Linked DNA regions of Homo sapiens: regions 1 and 2 are each linked to region 3. The links are chromatin loops, found by intact Hi-C in ENCODE. Cell type or tissue: mammary epithelial cell. All regions are shown on one strand.

The links. A loop is a pair of places that touch in the nucleus more often than their neighbours do. Peaks named below come from ENCODE experiments on the same cell type or tissue, not always from the same donor. Only the 100,000 strongest peaks of a DNase experiment are listed, where the experiment ranks them.
Region 1: it touches region 3 in a loop (6-fold over the local background); 8 of 110 quality-filtered maps call a loop at or near these places.
Region 2: it touches region 3 in a loop (16-fold over the local background); 97 of 110 quality-filtered maps call a loop at or near these places.

What each region holds. Positions count from the first base shown.
Region 1 is chr3:64,460,094-64,468,093 of GRCh38, forward strand. The region is part of intron 5 of LOC105377123 (a long non-coding RNA gene); the gene reads right to left. Among named protein-coding and RNA genes, the nearest start is that of PRICKLE2-DT, 19 kb to the left of the region's middle. In mammary epithelial cell, a CTCF peak has its summit at 3,653 (motif pointing left); no DNase peak of the experiment used is centred here.
Region 2 is chr3:64,395,633-64,403,632 of GRCh38, forward strand. No RefSeq gene overlaps it. Among named protein-coding and RNA genes, the nearest start is that of PRICKLE2-DT, 46 kb to the right of the region's middle. In mammary epithelial cell, a CTCF peak has its summit at 3,762 (motif pointing left); a DNase peak (open chromatin) is centred at 3,749.
Region 3 is chr3:64,027,678-64,035,677 of GRCh38, forward strand. No RefSeq gene overlaps it. Among named protein-coding and RNA genes, the nearest start is that of PSMD6, 8.2 kb to the left of the region's middle. In mammary epithelial cell, a CTCF peak has its summit at 3,166 (motif pointing right); a DNase peak (open chromatin) is centred at 3,184; H3K27ac peaks cover 364 bases.

The DNA.
Region 1 (8,000 bases), 430 kb after region 3:
TCAGAGATTTAGGAAACCTTTTTGTTATTTGATTTGATTTTTACAAAAACAAAAAACAAACAAACAAACAAAAAAACCCAGGACCAAAAACAAAAAACAAAGGAATTCAAACATTTAATTAGTCATGTTAATTTGTTTTCCTTTCCCTCCAAGCAATCTCCAGGCATTACTAAAATGCTCCCAGGTATTTCCTAAAACAGGTTTACCTCCACCCAGCCCTGTGAACCTCAGCGTTGTCTTGTATCAGTTGCTAGGTAACTGAGGAAGATTTATGCACATCTATTGTTAATTTTAAAGACAATTTTCAGCTCTGCCATAAACATCAGTAGAAGCAGACACCACACTTGCACTGAGACATTCCTCTAGCCTTCCCTGAGATGGGGCATTCCAGGGCATGTCTACAAAATCCAAAATATTCTGGTTTTTTTTTTAAAAAAAAAAAAAAGGAAAATGCTGGTAAATTCCCAGCTGTCTGCAAAAACAGTTCAGCAAATTTGAGACATTTGGGCCCATCTCCAGTACCCTCTTGTGCCAAATCTATTATAAGTTTTATTCAAAGAGTATCATCTGCCCTCCCAGTTTGCCTGCATTTAATTGTGCATTTCAAGTTTGCCCAAAATTTAATATTGTGCTTCTCTCCCCCATTCTTTCCAGCAGCACCAAAATTTAGTCTTCTGTATCCCAGAAGCATCTGCAAAATTATTTCTCAACCCAGTGGTTTCATTACTTTTTAAAGGGTTCTTGTTAAGCCCAACAACCATTTATACTGGTTTTGACCAAATGTATGGATTTTGTTGCCACTGTTTGGGTAAGTGATGGGAGGGACCCAGTTTATATGATGGGCACCCAAACCAATGTTTTATAGAGTGATCATAATTATAATGACCCTTGGCTTGTGGGAAGCAGTTCATGTCTTACTACAAGCTTCCCGGGGCATTCCATCATCAGATTCTCACCACAACCCCGTAAGAAGCATGTTTCGTGGCATCGTCATTCTAGCTTAGATGACTTCCTGACTTCAACACTGCTAGCTGGTGGTCTGGCCTTGCCTCCTCCTAACTCATCCTCTATACAGTCTCCAGAGAGGTCGTTCCAAATGGAAACCCAAACATGCCAGTCTCCTACTTAAAATCAGCCTGATGTTTCATGGTTCACATTTGCAACATGGAAGAGAAGGGCCTCTGTGATCTAGCCCCTGTCTAACTCTTCAGCCTTATCTCCCGTCACTCTTCCCTCACATTTTTTATCCCGGCTGTGCTGCCTTTTATATAGTTCCCTGCACACCATGCTGTCTTCTTGTCCCTGGGTCTTTGTTCATATGGCTTCCTCTGCCAGAGATACCCCACCATGTAATTATTACACTAATGCCCAATACCAAAGCATTCTCTGACCCCATCTCTGTCTCACACCTGAAGAGTTAGATGCACTCTCCTGTGCTTCCAGAATACTCAACGCATATCTCATCAGTGCATCTATGGAATTACTTTATAATTATCTGTTCATCTGTCTGTCTTCTTCTAAACCTAAAACTAAGTGTTTGAGTATTTTCCCAGGGAGTGCTTATACCATCTTCTTCCTCTGAGTATCTCCCAAGCCTAGCACAGTGCCCAGCACATCATGAGCATTAGTTGGTGGCAGGAAGGGAGTAAAAGGGAAAGGGAGGGAGATCATAAGAGGGAGGCCAATAGCACCATTGGCCTGATTCCACAGATAAAGCAGCCCAGCCTCCAAGAAATTCAATGACCCAGGCAACACAATTAGCAAGTGGAATAGCCAGCATTTGAATGGGAGAAAGATCCTTAGAAATAAGTGAACACAGGCCGGGCGTGATGGCTCACGCCTGTACTCCCATCACTTTGGGAGGCCTAGGCAGGCGGATCACGAGGTCAAGAGATCGAAAATATCCTGACCAACATGCTGAAACCCTGTCTCTGCTAAAAATACACACACAAAAAAATTAGCTGGGTGTGGTGGCATGTGCCTGTAATCCCAGCTACTCAGGAGGCTGAGGCAGGAGAATCACTTGAACTCGGGAAGTAGAGGTTGCAGAGAGCCGAGATAGCACCACTGCACTTCAGCCTGGCGACAGAGCAAGACTTTGTCCCCCCCCCAAAAAAAAAAGAAAGAAGTGAATACATCCTTTCATACAGCGGAGAGAGCTTCTGTTTGCATACCTGCAGGGATGGGCTGATCACTGCCTCTCCAGGCAGCCATTTTCATGGATGGTCAGCTAGGCTATGAAACAGTTCATTCTCTGGAGGTGCCAAAGCCAGTTTCCCAGTGATTCGCATCAGCCCGGTTTCACTTTTGTCTTCTGCTGTTAGACATTTCCTCTTGTCAGAGCAGAAACCTCAGACTTCATATTCTGTGGATAAATCACCCTCGAATTGCTCCCCCCTTCCTCAATCACCGCCAAAAAATGCAAAAATAACCAGATTCTTAGCCTAAACACAAGCACTTTCCATGTACTATCTAATCCAAACATCCCAAAAACACAAGTTTAAAAACATGCTGGAGATCACACAGCTAAAAAGTCACAAATCAAGCCTAGACCCCAAGGGGTCTAACTCCAAGTTCATGGACTTAACCACCTCACAATATTCTTGCCTGTCTGAGCCCTTTAGCTATTCAGCAGTGAAAAGCTAAGCAGATTAAAAGCACATAATTCTCTCTCTCTTTCCCTCTCTCTCTCTCTTCCTCCCCTCCCCCTCTTCCTCCCTCTAATACTGGGTTTATGAAGACCTAGCAGACCTCTCTCCTCTGAGGATTATTTTTCAAAATGAGTTTCTTTCTCATCCCCCCTCTCATCCCAAGCCCCATCAGAGGAAGAAAGATCGCTGGGCTGCTGGCTGTGCACATACTGTGTTATTCATGGGGTACGCACCAGGATGGGCCAGCTCATTAGGTTCAAAGCCTCAAATTAATTTTACATTACTGTCCCCAGAGGTGAAAGGTCATTTTTTATCTTCTTAGCCTTATCCACCACCCGGGATGAAATTGGATCTTTAGGAAGGAGGGGACCCTGCTCCCTATTGTACCAGCTGTTGATGCTTCTCTTCTTTGTTGTGAGTGAAATCGCACACACAGAGCTGAGATTTAAAACACACACACACACACACACACACACACACACACACAAACAAAAAAAACACCAGAGGTGGTTTTTGTTGTTGTTGTTTTGAGGCAGGGTCTCACTCTGTTGCCCAGGCTGGTGTGTAGTGGCATAATTATAGCTCACTGCAGCCTCATACTCCTGGGCTCAAGTGATCCTCCCACCTCAGCCTCCTGAACAGCTGGGACTAGAGGTGTGCACCACCACACCTGGCTAACTTTCAAACTTTTTGCAGGGATGGGGTCTCGCTATACTGCCCAGGCTGGTCTTAAACTCCTAGCCTCAAGCAATCCTGTTGTTTCTGCCTCCCAAAGTGTTGAGATTACACACTGAGCCATTGCATCTGGCTGGCGTTGTTAAGTAGGAACATTTTGTAAATTACGGAGCAGAGTAATGATTGAGAGGCTGGTACTGAGTGTGTTGAGAAAGCTAGAGACTGAAACGGACTGCTATTGCCAGGGTGAAGCTGATGCAAACTAGAAGGTGGGAGGCCCTCTTAAATCCTTCAATTTTGCCTTCTCCCTCTGGTGCCTCCTAGTGGCAGAACCAAATGTGGCACCAGCTGGTCGGGAGAAATGGCAGCCCCAACCACTGCATCACAAAACAGTGGTTCGTGGGCCCTGGGGTGAGGGACAACAGCTTAATAATTGGTACTTGCAATCATGTCTATATCAAAGATGTGTTTTAATAACAATTAGGCTGGTTCATGGAGGCTCTGGTGGGTTTGGAGTGGCCCACGTTCATGGGACGTTCCAAGCATGGTCCCAATAACCTCCCAAATGATGAGAGGAGCCACCCCCCAACAGAGAGAGGCTTGGTTTCCAGGTTGGGCTGCCCCAGTTAGACTGAGCTGGATCAAAATTGCAGGGTAGCCCTGGCTGGATCAAAATTGCATTGACGAGGGGAAGAAAGCAGCATTGAACCCTGCCTGCTTGTATTCACAGTAGCTATTGTCTCACCCACAATGGTGTAATCAGAGTGAACACACTGACCAGTGTTTGCTTTCCCCCTCCCCAGCCTTCTCCCAACATTTTCTCCCAGCTCGATGAAGAGGTTTGGCATTCAAAGGATGGGGATGGTGTGTAGTACCGCAAGAGTGATGGGCAATCCCTGGGGAGTAGAGGAAACAGAATCTTCTCTTCATAGCTCCAAGAGCTTCTACACGATGGATGCCCTGCCGAAGGATGAGTTGCCATGCAGCTTTGGAAGACAATACTGTCAGAAAGAGGCAGAATCTTGCCCTTTCCCAAAGCAATGCCCATCAAAAATGCCCCATGAATATCTTGGAGCCAAGTGGCATTCCTTAAAGACAGCAGCTGCCAAACAGCAGGAAAAAGGTCAAGGTAGAAAGGTGGGATTTGGGGGAAGAAAGCAAAATAGAGCCTCTGCAGTTTTAAAAATCAGCTTAATTTCCAATGATATTCACCAGGAAGCTTAATAGACTTAATAGACCCTATAAAGCAGGGCAAAGGGGTTCCATTTATTACACATCATGCTTTCAATTCAGGACTGTTCTTTCTCAAGAACAGAGACTTGGTGGGGCACCCACACCACTAGAGATTAAAGCCCCAGAGTACAACTGAAGACCAGAGCTGGCAAAGAAAGGACTGCTCTAAATCAGGACCCAGCAACCATTCTGCCCACAACTTTTCTGAGTTGAACTGGCCTTGCAGAGGAGGGCAGTGAGTTACCAAATAGCAGCTTGCCAGCCGAACAAGCCCACCTTATCCATTCTGGCCTGGAAAGGGAGAGAAGTTAGAGGTTAGGTCTTTTTGATTTTGGTGGAACACCAATGGCTATGTATTGGGCATCCCTAGCTGGCCAGCTGGTAACTGGTTCTTAGATCTGGTTGAGCTCTGCCCTATAAGGTTCGGTACAGATGTGAAAAGGCTGGTTCCTGGCTTAACATCGGACACAGGTACCCGCAGCCCCTTCAAGGATGATGCAATGAGAACCTGTCATTTTGACTTCTCAACATTCTTTATACCGTCTTCCGGTAAGAGCACCACAAATTCCTGTGGGGAGCCATCTCTTCTTCACTTTCAGCCCTATAACTAAGTGTGGTGCATTGAAATGGATTTTAGGATTTTTATTGAAACCGTCAGGAAGAAAAGAAATCTCTTTTGGTGGCAATGGAAATAGTTTATGCATCAGTCAACTATGGCCACAACAATGCTATATAAAGAGCCCTCATATAGCTCAGCCCCACGTATCAGAAAGTGTTTATTATCATGCTAACAATTTCTCAGATTAGCTGGCATGCCTCTGCTTCCAGCTGCAAGCCTGCATTCAAGTGAAGCAGCTTCTCTCTAAATGTCTTTTTTTTTTTAAAGAGGCTACCTGCAGCATATCCTCATGGTAATTCTACAAGCACAAGAGAAAGCATATGGAAACAGGCAGTTCCTCTTAACACCTAGGCTCAGAACTGGCACGCTGTCATTTACAACCACATTTCTTTGGCCAAAATAGAGTACATGGCTACACCCAACATCAGTGAGATGGCAAATGCACTCTACTGGTGGAAGAGACTACAAAGTCACTGGCAAAAGGCAGGCATGCAGGATGGGTGAGGAGTTGGGAAAAATCACGCATTCACCCCCACAGTGTAAGCTGCCTTTGCTGGTGGCCATTTTGCTATGGGATGGGAAAAGTCTCCCTGAATGAAGCCAACAGGAAGGAAAGTAGAGGCAAGAGATGGAGACTGAGACTTGATAATATTGTTCAAGTCCTTGAATCCTGCTATGTTCTGACTTTTCAATTAAATAATTAAGTCTGTTTCAACTGGTGTCTGTGATTTGCTACAAAAAGACACCTCACCCAACTGTATCAGTCAGCAAACAAGGAAGGTCTAGAGTGTCAAGTCTGAGAGCCGTGGCAGGATTTGAAGGGAAGGCAAGATAGAGCAGCGCGTCCTGCAGGAAGAGCCTAGAAAGGTGGCCAGAGGCAACTGTACGTGGGTTATGGAATGTGGCTGTGCAGGGTGCCCTTGGAAAGCCAGCTGACATGAAGGAAATATGGAAAAGACACTGCATCATTTGAATATTCCGGATCAAAGGAATATAGGGGATCTTGTTTCTCCAGCATCTAATAGATACAAACAACACCAGTGTAGTCCACACTGACATGGCCCATATTGCATAACCCCAAAGTCAGAGCAAAAGTTCTGGAAAAGTGTCAAAGGACTTCTAGGAACATAAGTACTAGAATAAGTCCTTGATCTTGGGATTATTAAAAAAAGAACCAGAGGCTGGGCACTGTGGCTCACAGCTGTAATCCCAGCACTTTGGGAGGCCGAGATGGGTGGATCACTAGAGGTCAGGAGTTTGAGACCACCCTGGCCAATGTAGAGAAACACTGTCTCTATTAAAAATTAAAAAAAAAAAAAATTAGCTGGGCAAGGTGGCACATGCCTGTAGTCCCAGCTACGCAGGAGGCTGAGGCAGGAGAACTGCTTGAACCTGGGTGGTGGAGGTTACAGTGAGCCAACTCTGTGCCACTGCACTCCAGCCTCGGTGACAGAGCAAGACTCTTCCTCAAAAAGAAAAGAACCAGAGTTGGGTGTGGTTGGCTTATTCCTGTAAAACCAGCATTTTGGGAGGCCGAGGAAGGAGGATCACTTGAGCTCAGGAGTTCAAGACCAGCCTGGGAACATAGAAAGACCTCGTCTCTACAAAATGACATATTAAAAAAATTAAGCTTGGCATGGTTGTGTGCACCTATAGTCCTAGCTACTCAGGTGCCTGAGTTGCGAGAATGGCTTGAGCCTATGAGTTGGAGTCTGCAGTGAGATATGATAGTACCACTGCACTCTAGAATGAGAACTTGTCTCTAAATAAATAAATAAAAATAAGGAACCAAAGATTTCAGGGGAGCCGAGGAGACTTTTGGCTTAAGAGGAAGAATCTCTAGGACTCAAACATTTGAGGAGGCTTAGCAGCAACATTCACTACAGCCATTACCACGTATTAAGAACAAGCCATGTGCCAAGCACCAGCCTAAAGATTTGTCATATATTAAAGCATCCAATCCTGCCAATAAACCATAGAAGTAGGTATTTTATGTCCATTTTACAAATGAGAAAAATGAAGTCCGGGAGGTTTCAGACATCTAAGGGCCCTGAGCTGAACCTCTGTCCCGCCCCAAAGCTCTTGCAGTTAACACCAGGCTAGGAGCCTCCCTAATGGATGATTCTTTGTTCTGTCTGACCCTAGAGCTTGGCAGGGACCTTTTAATTAGTACTTCCTTCCTTTGCCCTTTTAATAGCCTTCCGTTCTTTGAAATTTGGGCCCAGCATCAGACTGGAGAGAAAAATATCCTCTCTGTCAAAAACTTTTCTACAGTCTCATTGTAGAGAGCAGTTGTGGCTTCCCCTGCCTGGCACCCAGTCTCCCTTTTTCTGGTAAGAGCAGCCAAGTTTCCTTTGAAAAATCACTTCCCCCAACCTTCAGTCTAGGTGACGGATGTGGGGCTGACCCTGCAGAGCTGATTCTATACCCCTGCTTCTCACCCCAGGGGTAGGCATCTGGGCCATAGTTGCTGATTAGTGCAGTCCATGACCTCAGACAGGCACAGTGTGGTGGGGTGGGGCTGTGTGTCCTCAGGGGCTCACCTTATTTCTGTGCCTCAGTCTCTTCACATGGGCATGTGGCGTGCCAGTCCAATGGGAATCTTTGCTAGGATTTTGTTGGGACTACTGAGAAAGTGGTTCTCTCTTTTCCTCTCTCTGGTGGGGGTGGTGTGCTATGGGATATGGGGTTGGACCTCTTAGTAGAAGGAAGATCTGATGAGTCCAGAGACAGATTTTTCTCAGCATTGTGTGAAGGCCTGGGCCTGGCTGTGGCTGTGGTCACCACTCCCCTGGGCTTTCCAGTAGCATGCACCAGTCATT
Region 2 (8,000 bases), 370 kb after region 3:
TTCTCTGAAGCCCCGCCCAGTGCTAGCTACTCTGGAACAGTGGGCAGGTGCTGTATTGGTCCCACCTCAGTCCACTCAGCCCCTAGGGACCTATCACCCTCTCTGTTGGTGCTACTCCCAGGATGTCTTCACCACCACATTGCTTTGGTACCAAAGTCAATCAACAGCATAACCACAGTACAGCTATTCTGGGGCCCAATGACTAAATCTCAACCCTGAGAAATACTTGTTTTTGCCTGCTGTATAGATTCCTGTGTTGTTTAAAGGAACTAATGTGTGAGAAAATGTCTTCTAAAACAAACAGTAAATATTGCCTTAAACATGATTTTTAATCACCAAATGTGCATTTGATAAAGCATAGAAAATTCGAAATGTTAGTCCTTCATTATTCTCTTGGTGCAGTGGTGTGCAGCTATAATCCCAGCTAGTGGGGAGGCTGGGGAGGGAGGATCGCTTGAGCACAGGAGTTCAAGGCCAGCCTAAGCAACATAGTAAGACCCCTTCTCTAAGAATCTGCAAAGCATGTAAAATAAATGAAAAGGGCTAAGCTTGTTAGTGCACTACTACTGTGTGAGGCAGAGTTCAAGTAGTTAATAGAAAGGGGTGAAAATAGTCCTTCACAGCCTGCTTGCATCATCTAATAAGGGCACCACTCCCAGGATAAAGGTCTGTGTAGTAAATGTGAATATTTTCACTAGATGTGACAGTCCCAAGACCTCCACTCCTGTTGATGCTGTCCCAGGACAAATGGGGATCTCCTGAGTGCAAGAGATAGATCATATCAGGACAAGGCCTTTGAAGTTCATGGGAATAGAAAGGCAGATGGTATAGAAGAGCAGTAGAAAACATTCTATTCATCAGGGCCCTCTACAGAAACAGAACCAATAGGCGATAGAGACTTGGAGAGATGGAGATAGAAATAGAGGTAGAGATATATAGAAAAATATAAGGAATCAGCTCACACAATTATGGAAGCTGGTAAATCCAACATCAGCAGAGTGATTCAGGAGACCCAGGGAAAGCTGATGGTCCCATCAAAGGCCAGCAAGAGCCAATATTGCAACTGAACTCCAAAGGCAGTCACAGCTGCGGAATTCTCTCTTACCGAGGAGAGGGTCAGTCTTTTTGTTCTAATCAGGCCTTCAACTGATTGGATGAGGCCTACCTACATGGTGGAGGGCGATCTGCTTCACTCAAGTCCACTGATTTACATGTTCATCTCATCCAGGAGCACCCAGAATAATATAGGACCAAATATCCGGGCACCTCAAGGCCCAGCCAAGATGACACATAAAATTAACCATCACAAACAGCCACAAATCAGGCATAGCTTAACTGTCACTGGTTGCGGATTAGTGTAGAAGTTTCCATGTTCCATGGGTCAAGAAAAGTCCAGAAGACTTAAGAATTCTGGAGATTTTACAGAGATGAATTTTCTAGCACAAAGAAAACTCCACTAAAAGGGGTAGGGGGTTGAAGGACAGAGAAAAACCACAGGGGGAAACCATTAACAGATAATGAATCATCATCTCAGCTTAACAGCTCCTGCTGCTTCCTCTCACAAAATAGCATCTTTGCCAGGCAAGGTTATCTGGGAGGGGAGGATTCACTCATAAAAAGAAACGCTGGAACCAGGACCTCTAACTGTGTGTAGGGGTGTGCGCGCGCGCGTGTGTGTGTGTGTGTGTGTGTGTGTGTGTGTGTGTGTGTTAAACCTCCCCAGCAGAATATTTAACCAAGGACACATTTTCCCCTGCTCTAATTCCTTAGCCGTTCCTCCTCCTCTGTAAATCTTCTAAACATTGCAGAGCCTCAGGCTTTGAGCCGGCCCTCAGTGCTAGCTCCATTCTCTCCTTAAATGATCTCATTCACAGATTTAAATACCATCAATATGCTGATGATTCCTGAATTTATTTTCCCCAGCTCAGACCTTCCCTACCAAAGAGCAATTTCATATGGTATGGCTTAATATAGCAACCAATAAAAAACCTCTCACTCATATCATTTTTTTGCTCTCTTTAAAATGATTCCTTCTAGTCATATGATTTGTAAACCCCCCCAAATCATTAAATAATCACCCACCGCCATGTTATATATAACCTGTGTGGATCAGTGATGAGTTCAGACGCAACCTAGGTATACTCACTGGTATTTCAGAAAGCATGGCTTTCTCACTCCTGCCTCTATCCCACTTCTGCTAAACAGCACCCAGCATCCAGGGCCAGGCTGGGGATGTATGAGAGAATATAAAAAGATTAGAAACCTGCTCAGAATAAGTCTTCTGACAGTTGGTTCATGCCTGGGAGAATAAAACTTCCATCTAACAAGACTGACCACCAAAAGTTCTTTTGTTTCCTTTTTGGAAATTTTTTAAGAATAAGGGACAAGTCAGGTCATTTTGGTGAGTTTTATTGGGAAGAACAAAATGAAATTAATCTCCTTGGTATAATTCAGTACATTCACAATTCGCCTCTGCATTTCATGGAAGAGCAGAAGCATACGCTCAGTGGCCAGGCTTTCAGAGCCACTAACGCAGTTCCCATTTTAACATTCCTAGGGAACTGAAGCAGGTTACTGCTAAAATTGGATGAGGCTCAGCGTCTTAACATTTATGGATGTTAAACCAAGCCAGTGCTGGGTTTCCAACATGCCATAGGCTCGGCTCAAGGAATTTTAAACCAATGACAAAAGCATGGGCCTGCTTCCTTGTCAATAACATCAACACCTCCACCCCCAGACAATCCCACTGCCATGGTAAGTCTGGCTTTAGTGTTTTTGATTTTATTTTGTCCCAAGCCTAGAGAAAATGGGGATGGTGGAAGCTATTTAATCTCAATGTCTTTGTTTTACAGATAAACAAGGTAAGGCCCAGAGAAGTCCAGTATCTTGCTCATGGTCACACAGCAAATTTCTCAATATCACTATCTTAGTCTCCCCATCTGTAAATGATAACCACAAGCTGATCTCCCTTGTAGGGTTTCTGTGACTATTAAATATTGTGTCAGACAGACTCAGCACAAGCCTGACCATAAAAAGCAAAACAGATGTTTGGCATTAATAATCCTCTCCAGGCTTATCCTTTGTAGTCAGGGAAGCTGTTAAGATTGTCAGAGAAGGCCGGGCGCAGTGGCTTACGCCTATAATCCCAGCACTTTGGGAGGCCGAGGTGGGTGGCTCACCTGAGGTCAGGAGTTCAAGACCAACCTGGCCAACATGGTGAAACCCCATCTCTACTAAAAATACAAAAATTAGCCGGGCGTGGTGGTGCATGCCTGTAGTCCCAGCTACTTGGGAGGCTGAGGCAGGAGAATCACTTGAACCTAGGAGGCAGAGGTTGCAGTGAGCTGAGATCATGCCACTGCACCCCGGCCTGGGCAACAGAGCAACAGAGACTCCATCTCAAAAAAAAAAAAAAGATTGAGAAATCAGCAAGTCTTGCTGCAGTGTGTTCAAATGTTCCTACCACCATGCATATTTGGTTTAAAAAAAATCAGAAAGGCTACTCTAAAATTAACCCCCTTCTATCTTTGAACTTCACAAATGAGACCCAACAGTGGGGAAATAAGAAGAGGGAAATCTCCTGTTCAAAAACAAAATGGCCTTTCCTACAGACAAAAGATGGCTTCTAGGATGGCAAGGGATTTGTCTCCCCTTTATGAAGTCAGCCTAATTAAAGAAACTTTTCTATCAGTTCTTCAATTAAATACACATCTCCACAAAGGAAGCCTTGTTATGCATGAGAGACTGCCCTCTACTGTGAATTTTCATTAGTGCAGTAGGTGTTGGTTTGGAGACCTGGGGCAGGCAGGGGATCTGAGTCCAAGAGTCTGGAAGAACCTGTGCCAGTGGAGGACACTGACTTGTTCTTCCAGCACTGTCCCCACTGAAATGGAAAAGGGCAACCCTAAGGGTTCTCAACCAAATGAAGAATTCTAGGGGTGCAGCTGAGATAGAGGAGATGTTGCTACAGACTGACACACACATCCCTGCTGTCTCAACCTTGAGGCCAGTTAAGGGCTCACAAGTAGAATAAAGGCTAATCAGCCCCATGAAGCATCCCTAAATTTCAGAGAGATAGCAACTTGTTACAAAATACCAGAGTGGTAGGCTTAAGGAAACAGCCATAGGCATATGAAAATAAGTCTGCTCCTCTTCCCATATTTAAAAGTGGTTGGAAAATTCTTAAAGATAACTCTGCTGTTCTGATGTCTCTTATGGTGCAGCGACCCAGGGGAGGATTTCAGACTGACATAAGAAAGAATGATCCAGTGGTCACAGCTGACCAATGATTATGAGCTTCCATCTCTCAAGGTAATCAAACAGATTCTGGATGATTCCTTAGGGACGGAGAGAAATCTCAAGATTCCAGCTCCAGAAGGAGAGTTAGTCTACATCAGTGGTTCTCAGAGTTTGAGACTTCACAGATCAGAAAAACATCCAAAATAATTTTGGGAAATTACATAGGGTTTAAAGACATTTATAAAAATGATTATTTAATATGACTATGACTTCTTAGAAGAAGAGAGTGTTTAAAGCACATTTAATGGCCAGGCATGGTGGCTCATGCCTTAATCCCAGGACTTTGGGAGGCTGAGCCGGGTGGATCACTTGAGCTCAGGAGTTCGAGACCAGCCTGGCCAACGTGGCAAAACCCTGTCTCTACTAAAAATACAAAAAAAATGAGCCGGATATGGTGGCTGGTGACTATAATCCCAGCTACCTGGGAGGCTGAGGCAGGAGAATAGTTTGAATGGGGAGGCAGAGGTTGCAGTGAGCTAAGATTGCACCACTGCACTCCAGCCTGGGTGACAGAGTGAGACTCTGTCTCAAAAAAAAAAAAAAAAAAAGAAAGAAAGAAAAACACAGGAACAAAAACAAAAACAGGCATCATTATTCTTTACATTGAATGAATGGAGATGAATGCACTTCACAACACTTAATCTTCACATTTTGTTAAAGTGATCCAACAAAAATATTATAACAGAGCAGCACTTGCTTATCCATTACCTTTGCAGAAACTTTCTTCAATAGTCAAAAATGTTGATAAAGCTATCTTCATGTTGGAGAAAAGAAAAGATCCCATCCAATCCGAGTGTTTGCATTTGAACATGTTTGAGCATTTGGAATCAGCAGAGCAGAAGGTTTTGAGAAGGGGCAGAAACAGCACCTGTTGTCTTACCTTCCTGCTCCTGGAGAAGACAGTGCACCATGCAGGGCAGCACTCCCGTACAGGATATCTTAACTTGGGCCTTGTGGTTTAACTTAAGAGACTCCCTGAAAACTGAAAGCTAAATTAGGTGTAGACTACACTTGTTTGAGCATGTGCAGAACTTCCAACAGGTTCACAAAAGGGCCCATGAACTCAAAAATGGAAAGGCGCTGATATAAAAGGATGAATTCCAAAATACATGTTATTGGAACCTGTAGTAGATTGCAATACTGGTCCCAATTTTCACACCTCCCTGCATCCACACCTTTACTCATCGTGGCTATCATTCATGGAGTATAACTACCACTCCTTCCTCACCTTTGACTTGGCCTCATGACTTGCTTTGGCCAACAGCAAATGGGTGGAAATGACAACGTGCCAGTTCCAAATTTAGGCCTTTGGAGGCCTCATGTTTCCCAGCTTGCTCTCTTGTGCCTCCATCCCTGCCAGAAGGTGAGCACACCCTGGGTGGTCCCAGGAAGAGGATGAAAGATGTGAGAAGCACAGCCACTCGGCCAATCCACAAACTCACAAGTGAGAAATAAGTGCCTAGTTTTGCACACCACTGAGATTCTGAGATTAGTTGTTACACATCCTTACAATGGCAATAGCTAACTGATACAGGACCCAAATTCCAGAAGTTTCCTAGAGTAGAAGAGGGTGAACTGATGCCATTACGGCAGAGTAGAAGATAGTGATAGGAGATGCAGTGCAGCTTCTTTCTCCATCTCATTCCCACCCAGCTTCTATACAAGCTCTCTGGATCTTTGCCTAGTCACTGGCTCTAATAGCAAGTTAAGTCCCCTCTCCTCAAGCAAAGAAAAACAAATGAGCTGAGTCTTCATATTCAGTTATTTTGGTCGCTGAACTCCAATAGATGTGTGAGTTTTTCAAATATTTGCAGATTATCTTTTTGAAATCCACCTTTAATCATTTTTACTTGTAATTGTTCCAGATATTTTATAGCCTTGCCTACCTCAGCAAGCAGAGCATATAGCACACAGTTATAATTTTGTTTTAAAAGGCAATGTGGAACACAGGCTATTGAAATAAATCTAAAGTCTACAACTGAATAATTTTTGACCTTGTGCAAGACACTTAGCCTCTATCAGCCCATTTCTTCATCCACAAAATGGGACTCTTACTTATTTCACAGAGTGATAGAGAAGATTAAATGAAGTAATGTATACATTACTTGGTTATGGAAGGTGCCCAGAAAATTGCATGTTGCTGTGCTTCTCGACATGGACTTGAGTTGCAGTATGGAGACACCAGTCAGGGCAGGGGCAAGAGCTCAGGTTTCAGAGTCAGAACTGGATTCTTATCCTGGCTCTGCCACGTACCAGTTATGTTGAACAAGCCACTCACCCTTCTGAGCTTTGGTTTCATCTTTTGAAAGTGGTAATTTTAAAAACAAAAAGCAAACCCAAAAAATTCAGAGGTGTTTGTATCATAAAATAATATATGTAAAATTTTAAAAACTGTAAAGAGCCAGGAAAATACAACGTTATTCTTATTCCTGGATGGGCCACATGTACATGTTCAGGGGGCACTTCTGTTTTAATAGTGCTTTAAAAAAATTATATATATGGAGAGAGAGCCAGGATCTCGCTCAGTTGCTCAGGCTGGAATGTAATGGTGTGGTCTTGGATCACTGCAACCTCTGCCTCCCAGGTTCAAGTGATCCTCCTGCCTCATTCTCCCAAGTAGTTGGGACTACAGGTGTGTGACACTACACCTGGCTAATTTTATATTTTTTGTAAAGATCAGGTTTTGCCATGTTGCCCGGGCTGGTCTCGAACTCCTGGGCTCAATCTATCAGCCTGCCTTAGCCTCCCAAAGTGCTGGGATTACAGGCATGAGCCACCATGTCCAGCCAATGGTGCTTAATAAGTGAAACTTAACTAATGATGCTTAATAATGGATACCTAATAAATACTACTGAAGTCTATTTATGAAAACCCCTATGAACTTAAATGAGATCCATTTATTAAGAACTGGCCAATCGAAAGTGAAAATGCAATTTAAAGAAGTATTATAAGAGAGTGTAAAACTATATAGTTCTACTATTTGCAATATTATAATTAACATTTCTTTTGGTGTGAAGAGATGATGTCTATGAATCCATATCCTAGAACATAAAAGAGTGAATACAGGACTCAAAGTTTCCTCATTTTATGGGCACACAGAATGGGTGAACAGTGGCAGGGAGAGCAACTGCCACACACAGAATCAAGCTCAGTAAATCCCCACTCTGAAAACTAAGAACCACCATCTAAGTGAAGCCTTTACGTGGCTTGTAATCAAACCTGTCTCTGGTTCACATACTGAAATTTATTAAACATATGGGTCATCTTTCCGAAAAAATGTTCAATTTTATTATTTTCGCATAGCTGTGAGCTGATGTCGCAGGCTTTCCAACTGGGCATTGGCAGAGGTGGGATTCCAAAACATCTTTGCAGCATGGACTCTGGGGTCTGTGTGCAGAAACTGGGCTCTAGGATGAATGTCACAATTAGTTCCATGTGTGAGAAAGGGTGAGATATTATACATCTCTGCATTGTTCCTGCTGGATTTCTTGTTCTTTTCATCATCACATAGTTTTAAATAGCACCTTTGTATCCCTGCTGTGGGACTCAGATTCCCAAGGATAAACGAAGGGGCTGGAAACAAAATATGTAGATACACTAGGTCTATCAGGACCCTGGTAATAAATAGCCTAAAATCAGAGGATTCATCTGAATATGGACACAGGAGACTTTAAAGGGAAAAAAGTTAACACGTAACTAAC
Region 3 (8,000 bases):
CTATTAGAACCTGGTTTTATTTCGAGATCGCACCAAGCAGGGCCCTCCTCCTTTTCAGCCTTTGTACTTTTCCTTTATGTGAGATTATATGGCTCTGAAAAGGCTGCTCTGATTTAGGGCACTGGATTCCTTCATTCTGAGCAGAGCGTCGTCAGCTCTCTGTACAGGCCCCACGGGCTGTTGATTTTGATGACTACCATGCCCACTGCATAAAACAATGTTCCTCTAAGTGTATAATTGACTTTATCTGCTTTGCTCACTTTTAATTACATGCACTTTCAGCTTTTTCATTGAATTTCAAATAATTTATGTGCGCGGCCCTGATTATAGCTTTCCTGCATATGTCCAAGATGGGTTTGTGCAGGCGGAGTTATCTCTGCTCCTGCCAGCATCCTTCCTGTTAGGCAGTTATTGATTACACCACATAGGATGGAAACTTTACATAGAGTATCCGCTTGGAACGCACAAAAATTTCAGGGTTATTGCAGCATCATGATCAATTGATGTAGCATGCTCATTTCTTCCTCACTAAATTACTCCTTTCCAAAAGAGTATTTTGAAGGAAAAAGAGTGCTTAGGAAACACTGTTGTTTCTGGAGCAGGTTGGGTAATTGCTGAGAGCAATATCAGTTTTCTTTTTCCATGACGAGAAGACACTTGCACAAGGCAGGGAGAGTGAAATGTGTCCCCCAGGATGACACACTTCATGCAACCCCACTGTTAGCATAGACCTCTTACTATGTGCTGGGGTACCAGACAGAGCAGTGGTCAGAAAATTCATGGGGTTCACATTCTGGTGGGGAAAGGGTAGAAAGAGACTGAGAAGCAATACACGATTAAATAAATTATTCAATTAGTGGCAAAATTAGTGAAGGCATGAATGCACGAATGGAATAGAAAAGGTTTTTTTTTTTTGATGAAGTGATATTTGAGGTTAGATCAAAATGATGGGCTTGGGTTAGGGTCATCTTTAAAAACAGTTACTTTGTGCCAATTTCCTTAGTTCCTTTAATAATTACCCCCCTTTGTGTATAAAATAAGTGGTGATAAAGAGGTTTTTCTAGTTTGTTTTCCTCTTTGTGGTTTGAAAATCAGCACACAGTCATCTGCAGGGCGCTAAGTATACGATCCTGGGAACATGATGTGAAAAATCAGGAACCTGCAGCTGAACCAGCGTAGCCATTGAGAAGTGGCCATCCTCCCACTTCTGGTAAATTGCCTAAAATTTACATATCAATCATGTTAACCTGTCATACCTCTAGTTCCACCCACACTCCTTCTGTAGGACTCATCCTGGGTAGACACATGACACCCAGGGAAGCAGTCTGAACTGCAAGTGATCATCTACCTGAAGCCTACAAAGTGTTGTTCCAAAGGGAAGATCTGGGACACTCAGACTTTTACTTTTCAGAATCTGAATTAGAAACTGTGGCTGGAATCACCAGCTAGTAGTGGGTGTAGACACCATAGGGTCATGAAATAGAAGGGAGGATGTTGGAGGAGAGCAGCCGGGATCTGTCAGAGATTGAATAGCAGGCTGAAATCAGGAGCAAGGAGGGGCAGGAGAAACAGAGGTATGCCTTACTGAGCAAAGGAGCCCAGAGGGAATCTGAGCAGAAGCAGACAGACAGAAAAGAACCTAGCCACAGAAAATGATGGCACACAGGGGTGGATCATCATCAGCCTATGTGGCAAAAAGACTTAGGTCAACCTTACATGCAAATCCAGCAGCAAAACCATCTTTACAACACCAATTCATGCTACTATTCCTGCTCTTCCCAACTCTTTGAGTTTACGCCTCTTGCCTTCGCTGACGTCACACCCTATTTTCTTGAGTACTAATATTCCAGTGTTTTTAATCACTTGTTAAATTATCCTCACAATAAATACTAGTCACTTGCAGTCTCATAGGGAGTCTCCGACCCTAAGAAGAACAATTACCTGCAATTTAACAACAATACCCATGCATTCACCCTTTGACCCAGCAATCCTGCTTCTGGGAACTTATCCTGAAGCTACACCTCCAAAAATTCAAAAATACCCATGCACAAGGTTATTCATTGCAGTATTGTTTAAAATTGTAAAATACTGGTAACAACTTAAATGCCCAAATATAGGAAAATGGTTGCATACACAATGGTACATAACACATGATGGGGTATTATGCAGCTGTAAAAAATAATAAAGAAATAAATAAAGAAAATGTTCATGAGCTGATATGGAGCAATTTCCAGAAATCAAATGCAATTATTTAACAACAAAAATGATAAAGAGGACTAGAGGAGAGACACTATAAAAGCAAAAATTCAAAGGAACCACTAGAATATGGAATATCGAAAGAAAAACAAAAGAAGGGTGAGTCTCTGATTTGTGTAAGCAAACAAGTGAAATTAAGACACAGCCACAGAGCACTATGGTAACACATGCAGCAAGTACACTGCAATTTCTTAAGATAAACTTGAAGAAACTACCCTGCACATATTGAAACAGCACTGTCTCAACCACCCGCTGATGGAGCAAAGCATAGGAACAAGAAAGTGAACATTGGGAAAGAATTAACCAGTAAACATTTAAACAAGAGGTGTGGTCTAATCATGGGACGAATCAGAACCGTATTGGACTTCCTATCACTCATCTGTACTACTTAGTACTGTTTTTATTTTAACTAATTAATTAATACTTTTTTGGAGATAGCGTTTTGCTCTGTCGCCCAGGCTGGAGTGCAGTGGAGCGATCTCAGCTCACTGCAGCCTCGACCTCCTGGGATCAAGTGATTCTTCCACCTCAGCTCCCTAGTAACTGGGATTACGGGGGTCACCACCACACCCGGCTTTTTTGGGTAGTTTTTGTAAAGACGAGGTCTCGCTATGTTGCCTAGGCCGGTCTGGAACTCCCAGCCTCAAGCAATCCACCTGCCTCTGCCCCCTAAAGTTCTGGGATTACAGGTGTGAGCCACTGCGCCTGGCCTGTTTTTATTTTGAAAAAAAAAAAAAAAAAATTTTTTTTTGTTTTTTGCAAGGTGCACAGGAGGTTGGTGGGTGGGTGAGCTCGACGGTTTCGGGTTACAGAGGTTTCGAACCCATCCCTCTTCTCGTGCTGCGATTTTTGCTTATTCACAGCCCCTTTCCTCGGAAAAGCCCAGAAGTGTTTCAAGTGGTGACCAGCAGAGGGCAGCAGTATCCACCGCTTCCCGCAGAGCACGGCGTGCGGAGGTAGACTGTCTTCCGGTCCCACCCGGAGATGGGGAATTCTAGGCCAGGTGGGTGTGACGACGTGCAGCCCTAGCGAAGGACAGGGGTGCACGACAGAGGCACTGGATGGTAAGCACAGCATTTTCTAAATCTCACAGGAGAAAAATCACTGAAAAAAACCACTGGTGTAAAAGCTGAGTCTGTCCTTTGAACCGCTGCCCTGATTTTAGTTACAAATGAAGCAAAAAATCCTTAAAGATCCATATTCCTAAATTTAGACCTTGACCTCAAAGATCGCCTCGGAAAATATACAAATCATTGTTTCCTTCATTTAGTCAACTATCTATTGATTTGATCCCTACTTCCTGTTCAACTCAGCATCCCTTGTCATGGGCAAAAAAAGTGAATGGACTCAGACCATTGAAACAAATAAACTTAATCTTGGTTAGAAAAATTCCAAGTCAATGAATTTTAAAAAGTGAGTTAGTATCATACCAATTTAAGTGTTTTTTAAATAATGTTTAATAAGCAGGTGAATAATTAGCATTGGCCTAAGAAGGCAGCATTCTTAAATCACAGAAAAGAGGTATTTCAGCTGTGGCTGTATGTCGGACTTTGTGATTCCTTTATTTCTGATTTCCTTAGTAAGTTATTCAACCTTACAGGGAAACTTTTTAAATTTTACGTTGCTCTTTTAAATTAGCCTAAGAATAATAATGGTGCCAAAATCTTGTATAGCACTTGCTATGTGCTAGGTACTTAAGCATTACATATATATTAAGTCATTTAATCAAACAACTGTATCAGATAGATATTATATTAACCCATATTACAGAGGTTCAGAGAGGTTAAGCAATTTGACCAAGGTCACACAGCTAGTTCATGACAGAGTAGGATTTGAACTCAAAAAGTCTGGATTCAGACTCCATGCTTCTAGCCATAATATCGTACTTCTTATTATTAAATATTAGCCACAACATGCTCTCCACGAATAATGGCCTTCCTTATAGAGTCAGTTCCTTCTCCCTCCCTTGAATTCCTACCTTCGAGCATTCTAGATTGATTGATTACCCTGGTCCTCCCTACCTCCCTCCTTTCCTATAAAATGCCATGTCATGTCACATGAACCTTGACATTTAGAAGATAGAATTCTTTTGTTTGATTCAGGTTTTTTTCCTAAAAGAACATCACACTCGATTCTGATCTTTTTTTGGAACGCTTTGTTGATAATTTAAATGACTGTTTTGTGACTTTTTATAGAAGCCTAATTAAAAATGCATAGTTTAAAAATTAATCACCCGAGTCACCCAGACTCAAAACATCTGTCATCCTCCCTCCCTTTTTACCCCGAGGTAATTTTGCCAGGTCCTGTGGCTGCTTCCTCCTGTATATTCCCTAAAATGTCTCCTAAATCTTCTTTCTCATTTCAGTAGTGGCTCCAAGTGCTCCTTACCCCCAGCCTGGGCTTTTATAACAACCTCTCAACTGGTCTCCAGACCCCAATCCATCCCACAAACCACTGCCAGATGAAGCTTCTGAAAGCAATGCTCTAGCCGGGTTGTATTTTTTGCTCTGAAACCTTGCGTGGCTTCGCTTGTCTACGGAATTCAGTACTGAATCGATTAAGAGGTAGTCTTTTCACTGACTTAGTTTTACTGCTCCCTGGTACACAAAAATACTTCCTTCTATAGGTAAATTCATAAAGAAACACACACACAAAAGTAGAACAGAGGATACCAGGGGCTGGGGAAAGGAGAATGAGGAGTTAGTGCTTAATGGGTACAGAGTATCTGTGGGGAGTGATGAGAATGTTTTGGAAAAAGACGGCAGTGATAGTTGCAATTAATCCCTGTGAATTATGCACTTGAAAATGGTAAAAATAAAATTAGCCAGGCATGGTGGCTTGCAACTTTAGTCCTAGCTACACTGGAGGCCAAGGGAGGAGAATGGCTTGAACCCAGAAAGTTGAGACTGCAGTGAGCCATGATTGCACCACTGCCCTCCAGCCTGGGTGACAGAGCAAGACCCTGTCTATAAAAAATAAGAAATAAGAAAATGGTTAAAATGCCACATTTTATGCATTTTTATCATAATAAAAAATTTTTAAAGTATACTTTCTTCTAGTCCAATTAGATCAATTGCTCTTTTCTCTCTGAACACCATTCCCCTGCTTTTTAAGCTTTATACGAGGCAGAAAAATGTGGTCTCTCCTTATTGCTGACAACTATTTCTTGAACCTTGCAAGGCTTCCTGCTTCTTCCTTCTGGTCAGTGAAATATTAGAATAAAAATTTCAGAATGTCTCTGGTGGCTTTTATTGCTTTTCCATCACAAGTTTATAGGAACATTCTTTTCTTTCTTCTCAGTGAGCATAGGCTTCCTAAAAGCACACAGAAATAGCAAGACAAGTCTATTTCATGGACTCTGCTTTCTAATCGGATGGTCTCATGTGGAATATTGTCTCTGGAGAGGTCATAAATGGTTGTCACGCCATGTGTTGTGGAGCCTTATCTTCTCCTTTTCAAAAGCAGGCTGCCTAGTAGGTTTCCTAGACCATGAACAAGCCAAATTTTTGCTTGAAATTTTTAATATTCCTCTTTTTTTATTAATAGAGAACAATGATTCCAACACATTCAGCTTTATTTTAGGAAGAAATAATTTAACGCCTAACCCGTTATTTTTATTTATTTATTTAGAGACAGAGTCTTGCTCTGTGGCCCAGGCTGGAGTGCTGTGGTGCAATCTTGGCTCACTGCAATCTCTGCCTCCTGGGTTCAAGCGATTCTCCTGCCTCAGCCTCCTGAGTAGCAGGGATTACAGGCGCCCGCCACCATGCCTGGCTAATTTTTGCATTTTTAGTAGAGACAGAGTTTCACCTTGTTGGTCTAGAACGCCTGACCTCAAGTGATCCACCCACCTCAGCCTCCCAAAATGCTGGGGTTACAGGTGTGAGCTATGGCGCCCAGACTAATTTAGTGCCTAATCTGTTTAAAATGATGTTATAGTTTTTGTACAGCCACTTTGTTGTCACTGAGAGATCTCTCAATTTGAAGAGCTCACATCTGTAGAGGAAAAATTATAAGCAAGCCTTGCTTAACGAATTACGCTCTAAGGGATGAGGGACATTCTGGGCCCATGGCTACCCAAAAGCAACCCTCTTTATCTCCATGCTCAGTTCTGCCTCTGCATCTCCTGAAGTCTTCCTACTGAGGCCTAAGGGAAGTGAGGTTTAGAGGAGACCTTTAGCTCTCTGGAAGCCCAGGTGGAGAAAACTGGTGGAAGTATTTTTTCCCTATAGGCTGGGGAAGTACCTGGAGATGAGGCTTCAGATAGCCTAGGATGAGGACAAGACAGTGGCAGATGCTGGAAAGAATTTGACCTGCAGTCATCCATGACTCTTATGATGAAAGTTGATGTGAATGGTGCCTCCTGGAATTGTGCGTGGTGACACCTGGTTGACATTGTTTTCCCATCCTTCAAACCACTCCTCTCATCCACAAAAGACATATACATACAGCAAAAAACTCATCAGAGTGGCCTAAGACTTCTCAGTTGCAACACTGACAGCTAAACACAATGGAGTCACATCAAAGAGAGAAGGATCAGCAACCTAGGAATCCCATACCCAGCTAAGATATCTTCCATCTATCAGGCTGAAAGACATTTGAAGATAAGCAAATAGAAACTATAGCACCACAAAACCCCTTTCCGAGGAAATAATTAAGACTGAAAACCAACCACAGGTGAACCAGAAGAGGCATCTGAAGATGGAAGAAGATAAACAGAAGAGGTAAAATCACTCAACAGGATGTACAGGGCCATTTTGGAACCACAATACTGACATTTATTAAAACAATGCAACTGACAAAACATTTGCACACCAAACTGTAGAAGCCCAATGCCCCAAGCAAAACTATTACAAATCCAAGGATAACTTGATAAAATTACTATTGTAATCAGGGGCTGCTATATAGTTCCCTTAGCATATGCAGCAGAAAAAAAAGTAGGCAAGAACATAGAGGATTTAAAAATACAATCAGTAAACTAAATGTAACTTGTACTATAGAATGTTACATCCATTGAATAGGAGTATATTTCTCCATTATTTCAAATGTCCAGGAATATCTATAAAAAGTGATCATAAGAAGTGACATAAATCCACAATTAAAACCTTAAAAATTCAAAAGCATTGAGATGTTATAAGACATGATTTTCCAATACACAATCTAACAAAATAAGACATAAGCAATTTTAAAATGGCCAAACATTTTACCCATTTGGAAACTAAAAGGCAGCTGTTGATAATCTTTGGATTAAAGAGAAAATCAAAAGAAAAATCACCAGCTTTCTAGAAAGCAGTGAAAAGGTGTGCACAAAATACAAAGTCCATCAGACACAATGACACCCAGCCTGGAGAAGAGTTTATAGCCTTGAATGCCTTCACTGCCAGTGAACCACCAAAAAGGTGCTAAAGACTTACTTCTATAGTTTTCTAAAAAGAACAACATAGTAAACTCAAAGACACTAAGAAGACGGATGAAAAAAAAATAAAATACAAAGGTAATAAAATAGCATATCTACAGAGAGGAAAAATAAATTCAAATACTGCTTCTTGGCAAAGACCAGTGACATCTACAGATAAGCCCCTTCAAATCCTGATTAAGGAAAGAGTGAGCAAGAGAGATAAAGACGATGAGTGTGAACAAAAATAGGTTACATTAGAAACGTGAAAGGAGAAATAACCATAGATATAGGAGTGATTAAAATCGTTTAAGAGAATATAATAAGCAACTCTATATAATAGTTTTCA